2 separate regions of the Homo sapiens genome follow, and region 2 is linked to region 1. Evidence: chromatin loops called from intact Hi-C (ENCODE). Cell type or tissue: endothelial cell of umbilical vein. All regions are shown on one strand. Links, peaks and the distances in the headings refer to the core of each region. The heading gives the core; the rest is flanking DNA.

Region 1 (2,924 bases), core at 175-2,674:
TATTGTTAATGGAGATTTCTCCCAGATCCTGGTAATAAGTTGGCCATCAGTTTAAGTTTTCAGTGTTTGGGGAATTTTATCTTTTTCTATATCTTGATAGGTATTTGAGTGGGAAATTGAGAGAGGCTATGTTAGTGATTGCTAGCCAAGTGCTATTTTAAAGTAGAAATCCAGTGTATATTTTAGATTAGAGCAGAGATTGGCAACCATTTCCTGTAAAGGGCCAGAGAGTAAATATTTTAGACTTTGCAAGCCATATGATCTCTGTGTTTTAACTATTTAACTGTTGTTGGAGCATGAAAGCATCACAGAAAAATGCAAACAAATTAGTGTGGTTGTGTTCAAATAAAACTTTATTTACATAAACAGGAGGACCAGATGAAAAAGTTCTGGAGATAGCTGGCAGTCATGGTTACACAACAGTGTGAATGTACTTAATGGCACTGAACTGTACACTTAAAAGCAGTTAAGTTGGAAAAAATTTTATATATATATGTATATATGTGTATATATGTATATATGTGTATATATGTATATATGTGTATATATATGTATATATATATGTGTGTGTGTATATATGTGTGTGTGTGTGTATATATATAAAATCATGCCAATAAAGAAGCCAAAACAGAAAAACCATATTTTGCTGACTCTGAGTTTAGAGGAATTAGATCTAGCATAGGCAGAGAGAGAGAGGAAGAAATTACATATGTACAGTAGGACAGTGACTCTGTTAATAAGCTAGAAGGCAGTGGGAGACATTTGAGTATTTAAGAGGAATACCATAATGGGGATGGTGAGATCTTGGAAAGCTACAATTCATCCTAGTGATGTCATCTTATGATCTTTACAGATGGAGATACACAAGAGTTCACATTCACATTCTTTGACATAAGGATCAGAGTAGGGCTTTTCTACTTCTCTAGAGGCTTGAGAAACCTCTGCAGCTGTCAGAAGTGTTCATATCAGAAACAAAAGCTAACCAGTCATTTCTTTTTGCTTGTAGTACAAATGGTGACTAGTGATGCTTCTGGTAGTTGATCTGAGCTCTTCCCAGGACTAGAAGATCCTAGCATTTTAGTTATTAACCACAGCACACTTACTCAATAAAAGAGCAGTCATCAGTCTGAGTCAACTGTTTATACAGCCTCCAGCCTAAGATTCTTCCTTATCAGCTAGAGACCTGGGCTTAAGAATTTCACAATGGGCTGGGAGCCTCTTAGAGAAACTAGCCTTTTGAGACTTTCTCTGAGTTGGGCTCTCTTGTTTGTTGTTGTTGTTTTTGAAACTGTCTCACTCTGTTGCCCAGGCTGGAGTGCAGTGGCGTGATCATGGCTCACTGTAGCCTCGACCTCTGAGTTGGGATATCTTGAAGGAATACATGAAGGAAAAGGGAACAGAGATTAAGGTTTTCCAGGCTTTGGGTTGTAATCAGACAGTTTAGCTGTATTCTGAACACCCAGCACTTAATGTGCTTGGTTATCCATGTGTATGTATCAAGGGTGGGGGAACTCATGGAGTGAGTCACTGAGTGGTATGGTTTAAATGGCAGGAAACTCTTCCCTCACCCCGCCTTGGGTAAGAAAAGGGCATAGCAGAGCGCTGACACACATCCCTCTGCTCCAGAAAGTGTACAGTACCCCTCTGCTCCCCACTGAAACCCTAAAGTTGTTCATCTTCATGTGTGCCAGGAAAGGAGTGGATCTGTGATGCAAATAGGATTATTTGGTCATATCTGCTGACTCAGTCTAAAGAAGCTTTTGAAGGGGATGAGATGAAATTTCATCTATGCTGCAGAGAGCAGGAGGTGCATTGCTGGATGGAGAGAGGACTGTAGGCTGCATGTGAGCCAAGGTAGACGAGGGAAGCATGGGGGTGGGCATGAGGAACTGGGGCAGCCTGACACGTGATCTTGGCATTGCAAAACTGATATCCTGTTGGCCTTTGGGCCACATGATATGATGACAGTGCAGTATCCCCATGGCCCTTTCTTTTTCTAGATTTCATTTATGATACTCTCAGATTTTTAAATAGCATGACTTTCCCCAGGGAGAAATTCAGACCTCAGGTCTCTAGGACTGCTCTGAGGTCATGAGATAGACTCAGTTTGAACCTGTTGAGTTTAAATGTCTTGGAATGATTTTAGCATCTCAGTACCCCCTTTCCCAGTGCTCATCTGGTCAGCTGCTCTGGAACCTGAGGGATTCTAAACTGAGACTTAGTTTGGGGTCATATGCAGTTAAAAAGGGACAGTCTTTTGGCACCTTCACCTCGGAGGTGGCTGCTTTTTGGCTTAGCGTTGGACTCATCACTGAAAAAGATAGTTGAGAGGTTGTTTTTGACCTGAGCAGCCTTATTAAGACTCAGTTATTGGCAAAGGAGAGAAGGCTCTGCTTATAAATGTTGCAGATTTAAAGGGGAAAGAGGAAACCACAGTAAGTAAAGAGCGATTCAGGGAGACCAGTTTCTCTTTTTTATTCAGAATGCTGCTCAGGTATCTGCTTTCCTAGGAGCCACCTTATTGTCAGGTTCTGCCTTCGGTTTATGTGTATTCTTCCCTTAATTCTTAGAAGAGGGAAGATGCTTTGGGGTTGTTCACAGGTTCCCATTCGACATAAAATAGAAGCTGCCTACCTTTACATATACTCAGTTTTATCTTCTCCAAGTCTCCCAGAAGTTCTCTTTGAAAGTTCCTAGAGCAGGGACTGCTTTTATTTTTTTTCCTTCTCCTAGGCTTTAAGCATGTATTTAGATGTATGTCACCATTGGGTAAAAGAAAGGCTAAAGATTCAGATAACTTTTCCCATCTGTGGAAACATGGAAAGCAGTACTCAGCAGAGGAATGAGGACTGATTATTTTGGGCCTCTTTTTACTTTATCCAAGTGAAGAATCTACTGTGCTATATATTTGTCAAAAGCAATTC
Region 2 (2,924 bases), core at 213-2,712, 130 kb before region 1:
ATCAAGCCACTTTGGGAAGTTTGCACACTGGTGGGCAAGTCCGTTGGTCCTGGCACTGCCAAGCCTTGATTGGTGTTAGTGATCAAGCTTACTCTACTGCAAACACAGAGGTAGAAAGACCTCAGGTAGCTGGAATCCAATTCATCAAAAACCTTAAGTCACTGGAAACCTTCCTGTCTTCCTCCTTTCTCCTACTCTCCTCCCAAACAAAATAAACATTATACTTTTAGGAAGTAGAAGAAAAAAAGATAACGAAGAAAACTCCTATCAGGATTTCTGTTTTAAAACATTACTATCAGAGCATGTCCTGAGACCAGGTCAAACTAGGCCTAATCCCCTACATCCTTCTCTAGTGTGTATTCTACTCTGTGTCTAAGTAGTAACCAGTGGTGTTCACAATTATGACCTGTGAACCTGCAAGACCCTTAACAGAAATTCAAGCAATTGTCACACATTCATGATCTCCAGCCTCTCCACTAATTTAGACCAGAAGTCAGCAATCTACAGCCTGCGGGCCAAATGCAGCTCACCAGCTGTCTTTATAAATAAAGTTTTGTTGGAATACATCCTTGTTCATTCATTTAGATATTGTCTATGACTGTTTTCACGCTACAATGGCAGAGTGGTATAGTTGTGACAGAGACCAACCATATGGCTCACAAAGCCTAAAATATTTACTATCTGGCCATTTATAGAAAAAGTTTGCAGATCCCTGGCTTAGACCACTTTGGGATCTGGTCCCAAAAAAGTGATTAATGCCTCCTCCTCCCTGCTCTTCTTCTCTTCCTTTCCCTTTCCTGCGCTGACACATACAGACAGACCCACAGACAGATACACACACACATGTACACACACACACACACACACACACACTACTGAAAGGAAACCAGTACTGGCTGGAAACAGAAACAGGAAGGGCATGGGAAAGCAGAATTAAATTCTCTTCATAGGCCTGGCCACCTTTCTATGGAACACAGAGCCAGAGAGCTATGTACTTCAGGGTGTGCATTTGTGGGGGTTGGGGTTAGAGTCAATGTGAGAAAGCATGTGTTTGAAATAGTATTTTTATGCATATGTAACAGGTGTGTGGTCTACAAGAGCGTCACTAAATCTCAGGCTGATTTGGAAGAGCCACCTGCTCTCTTTCAACCCAGAGCTGCTTTCAATGCTCTAGCTCTATTTTCATTTGGGGTTGGGGGTGGGGATAGGTATGGTACAGGATGGGACATGTAGGGAGAATTTTTTTTAGACATCTCCTCCCTTTCCTCTTTCTCTTTCCCTCAGCTAGTTTAGGCAGAAACATGGGATGCCAATTATCACGGAAATACCACTTCAGGGATGATTTCTGGACCATTGATAAAAAGCTTAGTCAATAGTGAATATAGAGTATGATTTCTTAGTTTTTATCTTTCTTTTGAATTGCTTTAAGTGGGTGGTAGCTGAATCCCTCGAGGGTGTAGTTTGGAAACTTCCTGAAAGGAAGAATGGAGACAAAATGGACTGAGGGCTGAAGATAAAATGGTGGTTTACTTTTGACTACCTGAGATGACCAGATTATGTTAAAACTAGTTCTATCCAATCAGCTTGTGGGCTTTGTGAAGGCCCATTAATACCAGATTGGAACATGCTGTGACCCTCAGATGATAAGAACTGAATGGTCAGTCATGAGGCTGAGCTAGAAGCTCCGGCAATGGTTTGCTCTGGTTACTCAGGAAAACAGATCTAAACTTAATCAAAGACGATTGATTGGAGGAAGTGTTAGTGGGAGGAGCCTTAAGTGAAAAGTTTGATAACTTGATTTTAATGAAGCAGAAAAAAGAAGAGAAAATGGCAAGCTTGGGAGATAGGAAAGAAAAGGTCTCAGACACTGTTCTCAGACAGGAAGGATACCGGAAATGAATCAGAACCTAGGGCCAGCTCTCTGGCTCTTGCCCACATTATGTTAGTCAGTAAATGCTATCCCAAATTCTGTTCCCTTACTGTGTCCTTGCTCTCTCCACACTTCTCCCTACCAAAACTAGCTCTCTCTGAATAGAATAAAAAGGCAGGAAAAAAAAGATAAAAAAATAAAAAATAAATAAACTAGCTCTCAGAAATGGAACTGAGGTATGCTCGTTCCAACTGAGGTACAAAGGATTGGGAAGGCTGAATATATTACCTTTTCAGGGAGATTTGCATTTTGATAAATCCAGTGCTTCTTTAATAATGGGTATTCATATAGAAGGGGAGCTACTCAGAAGTGTTCTGGGGGGCAAAGAAGTTTTTTCCATCCCTTGAAGTTACACCAATATTGCTGGATCTCCCTCTGCTTCTGGCTCGGATCATGGAAATGCTAGAATTATTAATATTTCTAATGTTATGAAGAGTAAATAAAATAATTAATGTATGTAAAGTATTTGGCATAGTAAGAAGAGCTCAATAAATACTAAGATCGTTATCATGATTACACTGCTTACTCATAGTGCCAGCCCTAACAAAACACATATTCTTACCCTAGGTGCTGCCTGTCCTAGAACACTGTATGCAGGTTGCACTTTTGCAATGAGCTAGAGAAGGCCCAGAGCTATCTTGGAGACAAGGGCTGCTGTATTAGGGAATCCTAAACAGATTGCCTCTTTTCTGTGGGAAAAGTTGAAGAGGATACCATCAAATGTATGATTCAATATGTGTGGGAGACTGCATAGCATATTGGCTAAGGACTTGGGATTCTTTAGTCCAATAAATCAGGGTTTGAATCCTGGATCTTCTACTTTCTAGCTTTTTGATTTTGGGAATGTCACTTTACTGCTCTGAGCTTCAGTTTCCTCAACTTAAATGGGCATACTAAGACTTGGATTCTGAGGATTAAATGGGAATTGAGAGTAAATTCTTTAGCCGAAATCTGCAATGTAAGTGTACAATAAACTTTAGGACTTATAAACTAA

What was found. Hi-C counts contacts between places; a loop is a spot of excess contacts. Peaks named below come from ENCODE experiments on the same cell type or tissue, not always from the same donor. Only the 100,000 strongest peaks of a DNase experiment are listed, where the experiment ranks them.
Region 2: it touches region 1 in a loop (6-fold over the local background); 2 of 110 quality-filtered maps call a loop at or near these places.

Annotation. Positions count from the first base shown.
Region 1 is chrX:110,086,097-110,089,020 of GRCh38, forward strand. The region is part of intron 3 of TMEM164 (transmembrane protein 164); the gene reads left to right. Among named protein-coding and RNA genes, the nearest start is that of MIR3978, 5.4 kb to the left of the region's middle. In endothelial cell of umbilical vein, for the core only: no CTCF peak of the experiment used is centred there; DNase peaks (open chromatin) are centred at 1,085 and 1,535; H3K27ac peaks cover 2,500 bases.
Region 2 is chrX:109,952,633-109,955,556 of GRCh38, forward strand. No RefSeq gene overlaps it. Among named protein-coding and RNA genes, the nearest start is that of TMEM164, 49 kb to the right of the region's middle. In endothelial cell of umbilical vein, for the core only: no CTCF peak of the experiment used is centred there; a DNase peak (open chromatin) is centred at 1,749; H3K27ac peaks cover 2,269 bases.